Linked DNA regions of Homo sapiens: all the other regions are linked to region 2. Evidence: chromatin contacts called from ENCODE Hi-C or POLR2A ChIA-PET data. All regions are on one chromosome and are shown on one strand. Each heading gives the region's core, a stretch centred on a gene start or an enhancer-like site at or near the end of the contact. The rest is flanking DNA. Distances are from core to core; before and after follow the strand shown. Region 1 overlaps ARHGAP26 (Rho GTPase activating protein 26). Region 2 overlaps ARHGAP26 (Rho GTPase activating protein 26). Region 3 overlaps ARHGAP26 (Rho GTPase activating protein 26).

Evidence for each region. A loop is a pair of places that touch in the nucleus more often than their neighbours do. ChIA-PET counts read pairs that join two places held with the same protein, here RNA polymerase II (POLR2A). Pooled maps may share reads with other maps.
Region 1: a loop to region 2 is called in a pooled map, with 3 times the contacts of the local background. The contact joins two enhancer-like sites. A Hi-C loop is called at or near these places in 4 of 168 maps with a recorded cell type or tissue (IMR-90, MCF 10A, PC-9 and 1 more), 2 of 37 single-sample maps with no recorded cell type and 10 of 50 pooled maps. POLR2A ChIA-PET finds 5 or more read pairs at or near these places in 4 of 52 experiments (GM10248, HEK293T, OCI-LY7 and 1 more).
Region 3: a pooled map shows a loop between it and region 2 (4-fold over the local background). The contact joins two enhancer-like sites. A Hi-C loop is called at or near these places in 2 of 50 pooled maps. POLR2A ChIA-PET finds 5 or more read pairs at or near these places in 2 of 52 experiments (OCI-LY7 and WTC11).

Annotation. Positions count from the first base shown.
Region 1 is chr5:143,227,556-143,230,426 of GRCh38, forward strand. ARHGAP26 (Rho GTPase activating protein 26) reads left to right here. Exons shown (of 23, transcript NM_001135608.3): 23 at 1-1,452. Among named protein-coding and RNA genes, the nearest start is that of ARHGAP26-IT1, 36 kb to the left of the region's middle. RefSeq lists an enhancer at 2,014-2,073. Within about 2 kb of position 1,541, at least 9 of the 41 ENCODE cell types and tissues checked have a DNase peak (open chromatin) inside an H3K27ac peak, as active enhancers do.
Region 2 is chr5:143,101,191-143,103,996 of GRCh38, forward strand. The region is part of intron 17 of ARHGAP26 (Rho GTPase activating protein 26); the gene reads left to right. Among named protein-coding and RNA genes, the nearest start is that of ARHGAP26-IT1, 90 kb to the right of the region's middle. Within about 2 kb of position 1,396, at least 3 of the 41 ENCODE cell types and tissues checked have a DNase peak (open chromatin) inside an H3K27ac peak, as active enhancers do.
Region 3 is chr5:142,975,694-142,978,447 of GRCh38, forward strand. All of the region lies in intron 11 of ARHGAP26 (Rho GTPase activating protein 26), which reads left to right. It overlaps LOC107986457 (a long non-coding RNA gene), which reads left to right. Exons shown (of 2, transcript XR_001742909.3): 2 at 1-2,754. Among named protein-coding and RNA genes, the nearest start is that of ARHGAP26-AS1, 110 kb to the left of the region's middle. Within about 2 kb of position 1,343, at least 10 of the 41 ENCODE cell types and tissues checked have a DNase peak (open chromatin) inside an H3K27ac peak, as active enhancers do.

The DNA of each region.
Region 1 (2,871 bases), core at 291-2,790, 130 kb after region 2:
GCCCCACAGCATGCCTGAGACAAGACTCCAACAAGTAATAATTAGCTTTTTTTCTCCTGCCGCCTACAGTACCTGTCTAACTAAAGAGCTTCCCAAAGTGGAGGGAAAGGCCATAGAATCCAGGTGTCATTCAGAGCCAGTCCTTGCTGAAATGTGGTCTTCCAGTGGAAGCACCTGTATTATTGAGAGGAAAAAGTGTTGGATGCAAAGTAACACCAGGACTAGAGAGAAAGAGAAAGGTGAACCATCCTAAGGAGCTTTGGATACTTTTTTAGAAGGATAAATATTATGCTTACTGAGGAGAAAAAAAAAAGCGATCACAGAAAAATTTCACAGCTAATATTTTTACAAAAGTTGTGCCAGACATTACAGAGTGAAAACGTCTCTCAAGGTGGAATGCTTTAGAGAGCAAAGGCTTAGCATAGACCTAGACCCTTGTGTGGGTATGACATGACATGACATGTCCATGTCAAAATTCACTTTAGTCAGAACCAGAGTATTGATAAACAAAATGTCAGTTACCTGGAGCAGTCCTGGAGAGGTTAAGACATTCTATACTGTTCTACGTCAACCATTTCTACAAAGTTGTCCAGACACCTAAAAGCAGCTTTCTTGGTTATCCAGATGCCAGAATCAACCTTGTATCTGACAATGCACATCTGTTGATTCTAAAGTATATTTATGTGTGTGTGTATGTGTGTGTATACAGCACATATTTACATCTATGAAGACATAGACACTTACAGAGACCCACATGAGCTGGCACTTTCTGAGCCTTTACAGCCTTTAAGACTCGGAGGTTGAGAATTAGAGACACAAGAGAGGCTGTGGATGGCCTATTAAAATGATTAAAGATGTAAATTCAGTGCCATTTTAAAACTGTTCATATTTATCAAACAATTACTGTCTACAGCTACATTTTTTGTTAACTTACTTAAAGTCATGTCGCAAGAAAGATCAAACCCATGAATGCTTAGTAGCTAAGGCTAGTGTTCAAAAGCACTCTAAAAGACATTTTGTCCACATTTTGGAAAAGAAAATATTTGCATGTTTAATTCATAATTTAGGCTATCTTTGAGTATACTGTAAAGTGCTGTGTGATATAATATCAATAAAGTACTTATTAAATGGCACTTTAATGTTTTCTTTTAAAATAACGCACTGTTCTAAACTTCAGTATTGACTATTGACTCGTGCATAGAATCCAATGCTGTAATTAGAAAGTAATCTGTGACTAGAATAGACCTTTGTCCCTGTTAGTAGCCCTGTTGCCATGTTCAGGCTTTTAAAAAATGCTTTTGTGTCACCAAATATATCTATAAAGAAAACAAAATTTCTGTTCAGAGGCCTCTGAAACTTGGCTTTCTTACATGTGGTTGGTTTATGTGACAATCCCTATGAAATGAGTGGACGTATGATTTTTGAATTAAATGACTTTTCCATTTGGTGGTATTTTCTTGAGTTTCTGATAGAGTTTGACTCAATACATGCTTTAATATGTCTTCAAATAAGCATATATACATGATGATCAAAGGTCACAAGTCTCGGCTCCTGCGGTTTTTGGTGACAACCACCGTGCTTATTTCTGATGAGCTCTGAGAAGCTTTGCTTTCCATTTAGGAAGAGGTCAGATGCTAGGAAACTTGAGAATTTGCTCCTCAGGCATATTAAACAATTGAGCCCGAAGAGTCATAGTCCACTTCACATTTCTAACGTTCTTCTCTTAGAATACATATTGTTTTATTCTTCCTAAATTTGACTTTCTAATCACCTATTTTCTGAAACCTCATGAACACAAGGATGGAATCATCAGAGCCAGAACACAGGCAATGCCCCCAGCACAGCTGGTTTGTAAGTCTGTTGTTTAGAGCTTGTTGCATGCTGTCCCAGGCCAAGCCAGATCACTGAGTCTTCGCATTCATCATGTCCCTTCCAGATACATTCTGAGTGGCAGCCTGGGACCCAGGCTTCCAGTGAGCTCCCAGCTTCTGCCACAAGCACAGAGGACTCCCTGATGGGCTCAGTGGAGGCGGCATGGGGAAGCCAGCGCTCTGGGGACTGAGGATGAGGCTTCTGGCTTCAGATGCTTGCCCTGGGAGGGGAGGAAGGGATGTGAAGCTCCCTTGGTCCTGGTTCTAAGGGGAGGGGGGCTATTTAAATGCGTGGGTCACATGTGAGCTGTCTGCTTGTCCTCATTTGCCACTTCGGGCACTCGTTTACCCCTGTGAACAGCACAGGCTGGCAGCAGCTGCTGCCCTCACTGAGTTGACAGCCTCCTCTGGAAAACTCCCCCAGCACCCAAAGCGTCCCACATGTGTGGGTCATCCTGTAACTAGGCGAGGCTTTCTGAGTATGGTGTACATCTATGTCTGATCCTTCATGGAGAGAATGAAATACGTGGTGTGTATTTTATCTTTGTCCTTGGCCTTTCCAATAGATTTCCCAATCACTTCAACTTTCATGCCTTCCTAGCAGAAGGTTTTAATTTTGTTTTGCTTTTAACAGCCACTCAGAGCAGAGCGCAAACTGTCACGTCCTGTGGTTTTGCTTGGTGTTTTTCACTCAGTTCTGACTGCATGATTAGTCCTAAGAGCACCTGGGTTAGAAGTGGATTTGATTGACAGTTGAAATTAGGTAAATGTTAGAGAGTGAGTGTGATGAGAGATTTTCTCAGACCCCAAACACGCTTGCTCATGAGAATTAAGTCATGGCTCTAATTTCTTATTTTCTCAGTTCTTTCCCAACCTCCACTCAGATACCACACTTCTCTCCTACCTGAATGTGTCAGTGTCATTGGCTTGCCCTGCTTTTAATAGCACCAAGCTAAGCTGCCACTAATTAACTATGCGGGGTTAGTCAGTGTTGGCTGAC
Region 2 (2,806 bases), core at 146-2,645:
CTTGGATCATTGCAAGAGAGTTAGGAAGGAATGAGAATGAGTCTGGCAGGAAGGATGCATTTTTAGAGATGAGGGCAAAACAGAAAATTACTCTGGTTCGAGTGTGTCATTTCTCTTTCTCATAATTTTTTGTTTCACTTTCAGTGCTGGGGACCAACAGGTCTCTTGATGTAGGGTTGTGGCCCCATACACCTTCTATTTCTGCTCAGGGAGTGGGCCTTAAATGTGTCTTTCCTGGGCCTTCATACAGTCCTCACTCTTTCCTTTGGTTTTTATTAACAAAAGGTGATTGTTTTCTTAGCTCTTTGGGGGTGACTCCTTCTCATCAGGTGTCACCATTTCTGATTTTTTTCCCTCTCCTTTCCTTAACATCCAACCAGGCAGTGCTTTGGTGTTTGTCAGATATAATGCTCTTCAGGTAATATCTTTCTTTAATTACTTTTCCCTTCTTTTTTTTTTTTAATTTCCCTGAAACAGACACACACACTGTTGCCTTGAACAATTGCTTCCTACCTCCCTCTCTCTGGGAACTGGATTAATTTTTTTGTCATTGCTTAATGGAAATGTCGACATTTCAATTTCTGCTGCATGTTCTACACAAAATTTAACTGGACAAGATAGGGAGAGAAGCTGGAGAAGGGAAAGTTCGTCATATGACATAAAAGCTTTTTTTTTTTTTTTCTTCCATAATGGCTTAGAGTGTGCCTTCCTTAAAAAGGGGGAAGCAGCTACTATGGCAACAGGTTCTATTTTCCTTAGGGGCTGTGGTGGCGCTGATAGAACTGGAGTCTGGAGAACATGAAACAATAGCCAGGAGCCCCAGGAGCCTGCAGCATGTTTTTTTTGTAGTAATTACTAGCCTTTTCCATGATTCAAAACTATGTGGTAAGTGGAACTGGGTAGGTTGGTGGTGGTTTTGTTTCTGAGTGATATAGACAGCAGGACCGTGAGTAAGGGACCCTCTCTACATCTCACAGAGAACCCGTACAGTGCGCGCCTGGCTGGGGAGACTGCTCTGCTCCAGCCCAGATATCCCTCCCTCTTCTCTTCACTTCCTGCCTTCCAGGCCTGGGGCTCCCTCCTGATAAACTTCAGTCTGTTCCACTAGCAAGTACCAGAGTGTGAGTCTCCCCTGGCAGGTCTTCCTAGAAATGCCACCTCCATTTCTTTCAGAGGTTTCCCTTCATTAAAGACCTCAGTGTCGGCCCCAAACATGCAGAAAAGGGGTGCTTGTTTGACTCTCCTAGAACAAGTTCTTATCAGAGGCAATCTTTTTCCTCCCCTAACTCAGAATGCTGATCCTCATAAAGCTTGAGCAACAGTGCTTGGTTCTGCTAATCACTGCTGGACCCATGCCGGTCACACAATTAAAAGTTGGCGTTTGGGACTTTGTGGCCTGGTTACACCCCTGTGCCTGTTGCGTCGCCCATCCGGGCTCTAGGGAGACAGAGACTCTTTCATTGCACAGCTCATGAAATACCAGAGGAGAAAGCTTGCTTTCTTACCAAAGCATTCTTCACTAATAACGTTCTCTGCATATACTCCAATCCTGCCTCTTTGAAACTTCTGTTTAAATTAGTTCTCCTCCTCCTTCTCCTTATCATTGTGCTTTGTACAGCCCTTGATAATTTTCAGTACTTTTTTCACCTCCCTTGCTTGCTTTGTCCTTACAGCATCCCAGTGCCTCTATGAAATAGACCAGGGAAGAGGCAGCACAATCCATTTTTGGTCTCTGTGGTAGCCACAAACGTTTATATAATGCCTCCCAAGTGCCATGGTGGAGTCTGGTGGAGTCTGCCCAGCTTCACAGGGGGGATCTGACATCTCCCAACTATTTTTCTTCCCCATGAAAATTTGTGAAAGATATATGGATTATAAACACAAGGATACCTTAATAGGTGTAGAGCTTTATTAAATTTTTAAAATGTAGAACTAAGGTGCCATCCTTGCCTGGTATGTCGTCTTCTTTACCTGTTCTTTTGATTTGCTTTGCTGCAGACTAATTGTGCCTGGGACCTTAAAAGTCACTGGATCAGTAGACATGGGAAAAAGTTCAATATCATTACTCTTCAAAGAAATGAAACTTTTAAAAGTCAGGAAACAACAGATGCTGGAGAGGATGTGGAGAAATAGGAACGATTTTACACTGTTGGTGGGAGTGTAAATTAGTTCAACCATTGTGGAAGACAGTGTGGCAATTCTTCAAGGATCCAGAGCTAGAAATACCATCTGACCCAGCAATCCCATTACTGGGTATATACCCAAAGGATTATAAATCATTCTACTGTAAAGACACATGCACACGTATGTTTATTGCAGCACTGTTCACAATAGCAAAGACTTGGAACCAACCCAAATGCCCATGAATGTTAGACTGGATAAAAAAAAAAATGTGGCACATATACACCATGGAATACTATGAAGCCATAAAAAAGAATAAGTTCATGTCCTTTGCAGGGACATGGATGAAGCTGGAAACCATTCTCAGCAAACTAAGAGAAGGAACAGAAAACCAAACACTGCATGTTCTCACTCGTAAGTGGGAGTTGAACAGTGAGAACATATGGGCACAGGGAGGGGCACAGCATACACCGGGACCTAACAGGGGGTAGGGGGAAGAGGAGGATAACCTTGGGAGAAATACCTAATGTAGATGACGGGTTGATGGGTGCAGCAAACGACCATGGCACATGTATACCTATGTAACCAGCACATTCTGCACGTGTATCCCAGAACTTAAAGTATAATAAAAATATATATATATACACACAATGGAATATTATTCAACCTTAGAAAAGGAGATCCT
Region 3 (2,754 bases), core at 93-2,592, 130 kb before region 2:
GCAGTGTGTATACTTGTGTATACTTTATTACCCAGCGTCCCTGAGATTACTTAATAAAGGATTTTATAGGATAAAAGTAGCTCCAGTCTTTGTGTCCTGGGTTGCCTGGAGAGTATTAAGAAAACATAATAAAATTGGTTGAGGTGTACCATACATGTATTTATCTTACATGAATTCAACTATAAGCATTCTGCAAATAACAAGAATATAATGTGGCCTCTGAACACCAGTAACTGCTTTGTCTGGTGCTCAGCTGAATAAACCACCGTATGGAGGAAAAACTCTCCGTGGAACTTAGTGACAGGCAGTACAGTACAGTTTAAACAAAGCAAAGTATATTATGCCATATGCCCGGCTTAAGGGCTTTTCACGAGAAATTCTCACTCTATCTGGATTTTGCCTTAAATGTTAGCTGTAGAACCTAACACCCAAGTAAAGATATGGTATCATCATATTCTATTTCACTTCATTGGAAGCTCTTTCCCATGAAGGATTCTGCAGATTTTTAATACATGGTGATGCTTCCATAAAGTACTCCTTTAAAGCATTTGAAATAATCTGTTTGAAATAGGAGTATGAAACCATTTAGAAAGCACCTCTCTAAAGGAAATTAAGTTTATGAAGTGAATAAGTGAACTAATGTCATGCTAGCAGCCTGTGTAGAGGATCTACTGCTTCTGAGGGACAGGGGTTATCGGCTAAAGGAAGGACAGATCTCTTGATCCCTATTTGGCCCTTTTGCTAACCCTGAAAGTAGCCCAAGAGCAAGGCCTCTGAAATGCTAGGACATTTGACCCAATCATTATTACTACATTTTTGTATAGTCTCAATGGAGTCTTTAACATCCATACATAATAGATGTATCCATCCAATATAAATTCAATGAATAAAAGCGCACCTAAGTAAGACTGTGTATTGAAAAATGCAACGTTCATAAGATATCCTGTTGGGAAAAGATATTTTTTTACATGCCAAAAATACAAATTGAGACTTTACTAAACTAGATTGGAAAGACAGTTCTGTAGAGACATCTGGTTCCCTGTAGGTGGAATTTCAACTCTTAAAAGCGAGCATATCAACTTAAATAGTATGTGAACTAGAGAATTTAGATTTTGAACCTGCTGGTTCAAACTTTTCTGTGTTTGCCATCATCCTCAGGTAGGTTCTCCTCATCGTGTCAAAGATAGGCCCTTGGAGACCAGGAGAAGCTCCTGGTCTGTACCCTACCCATTTGCACGCAAGAGTACACCTCTGTGGTAATAGTTCCAGCAAAAGTCCCAGGGCAGGCTCTTTCATTGGCCTGGGCCAGGTTCTGTATTCATCCCTAAAGTGGTCACTGTGACTGAGGCCACTCCTGAGTCATATGCTAGCCCTGGGGTTAGCTCCGCCCAACCACACAGACAGAGCTGAGGGAAGGAGTACACTAAAGGAAAATTGAGAAGTTTTAGTTAGAAAGTGGGGATGGATTCTGGGCTGGCAGAAAGAACAGATGTTCCTCATAATGAGCAATTGCAAGGGCTCATACAAGACAAGTTTCAGAGGGGCTATTGATGGTGTGGGTAAAGAAAATTATATAAAAGTAACACCTCAACCCGCGGTTCTTCCTTGAGATTATGGTTCCTTTTATTTCACAATTTGTGGCATTGCTGGGCCAATAAAGAGAACTTCAAACAGATATTCCACATTCTTTTATTGGCACACAGAGGGCCATCAATTAACCTTATTAAAAAAAAAACAACAGTGGAAGAATCCTGTTTTGAAATCTTGATTTGCTTTAAAAGCACGTAGATGGTTGTTGACAGATTTTTGTTGGTCCTGGGGCTGCCACAGGTCAGCCAGGTGTTTTTTTCCCCCTGCTGGATACGGATCTTTGGACATTTGCCTCCAGTCTTTGCGTTGAACTCAGCAGTTTCCTGGGTGAGGAGGCAACCTTTGTGTGCTCAGCTTCTTCCAAAGCAGCTGTCTCTAGAAGTTGCTAGCCATCTCCTGGTTAAGAAAGAAGATGGAAGGTGGTAGGGAGAGGAAGCAAAAACATTTCACACTGCCTCCCCAAAGACAGATCTGTTATCCTGCCTTGACCACAAAAATTCACGGAGGAAGTCAGTGAGTCAGAGATGCGCCAGGGTGTAAGTTGTCAGCACAGTTCAGCGAGCTCTGGTATCTTGTGTTTCTCTGTTCGTACCACTACTGCTTTCCTTCCTGGCTACATTCACCAGCATGAAGAAACTGGAGCAGCACCTTGAGAGGTTTCATCAGCCCATGGCTGGGATGGTTGACAGATCACTTGCAAAGCCATGGGAAAAGGACCTGGTTCCTCTTGACTCCTCTGACTTATTTTCAGTGATCCGACATCTTGAAAATATTTTCCATTTCACTCCTAGGTTCTTGTAGGCCTTCCCACAATGAGCACATTCAGTCTTAAAAATTTTTTTTCTGCTTTAATTGGCGTGGGGTCGGATCGCTTCTCCTTGGGTCTTAACTGTATTCAGAGGGGCTTAGGGTTTGCCCAAGGCCTCAAAGGCCATGAGTGGTAGGTCATGGTCAAAGCATGTCCTCTTTCCTCAATAGCAGTGTTGGCCTAAATTCATTCTCCACTTCTTCGACTCTCTTTCTCTTGGGTGATGAGGAGGTATGAGATAATGTGTGAGAAATCCTTGGCCATCTTTGGAGTGAGGGGCTCTGTCTATGTACCTGTGTCCCCATCCAGAAAATACATAGCCAGGGTTGGCTGGTGCTGCTCTCATCATTGACATA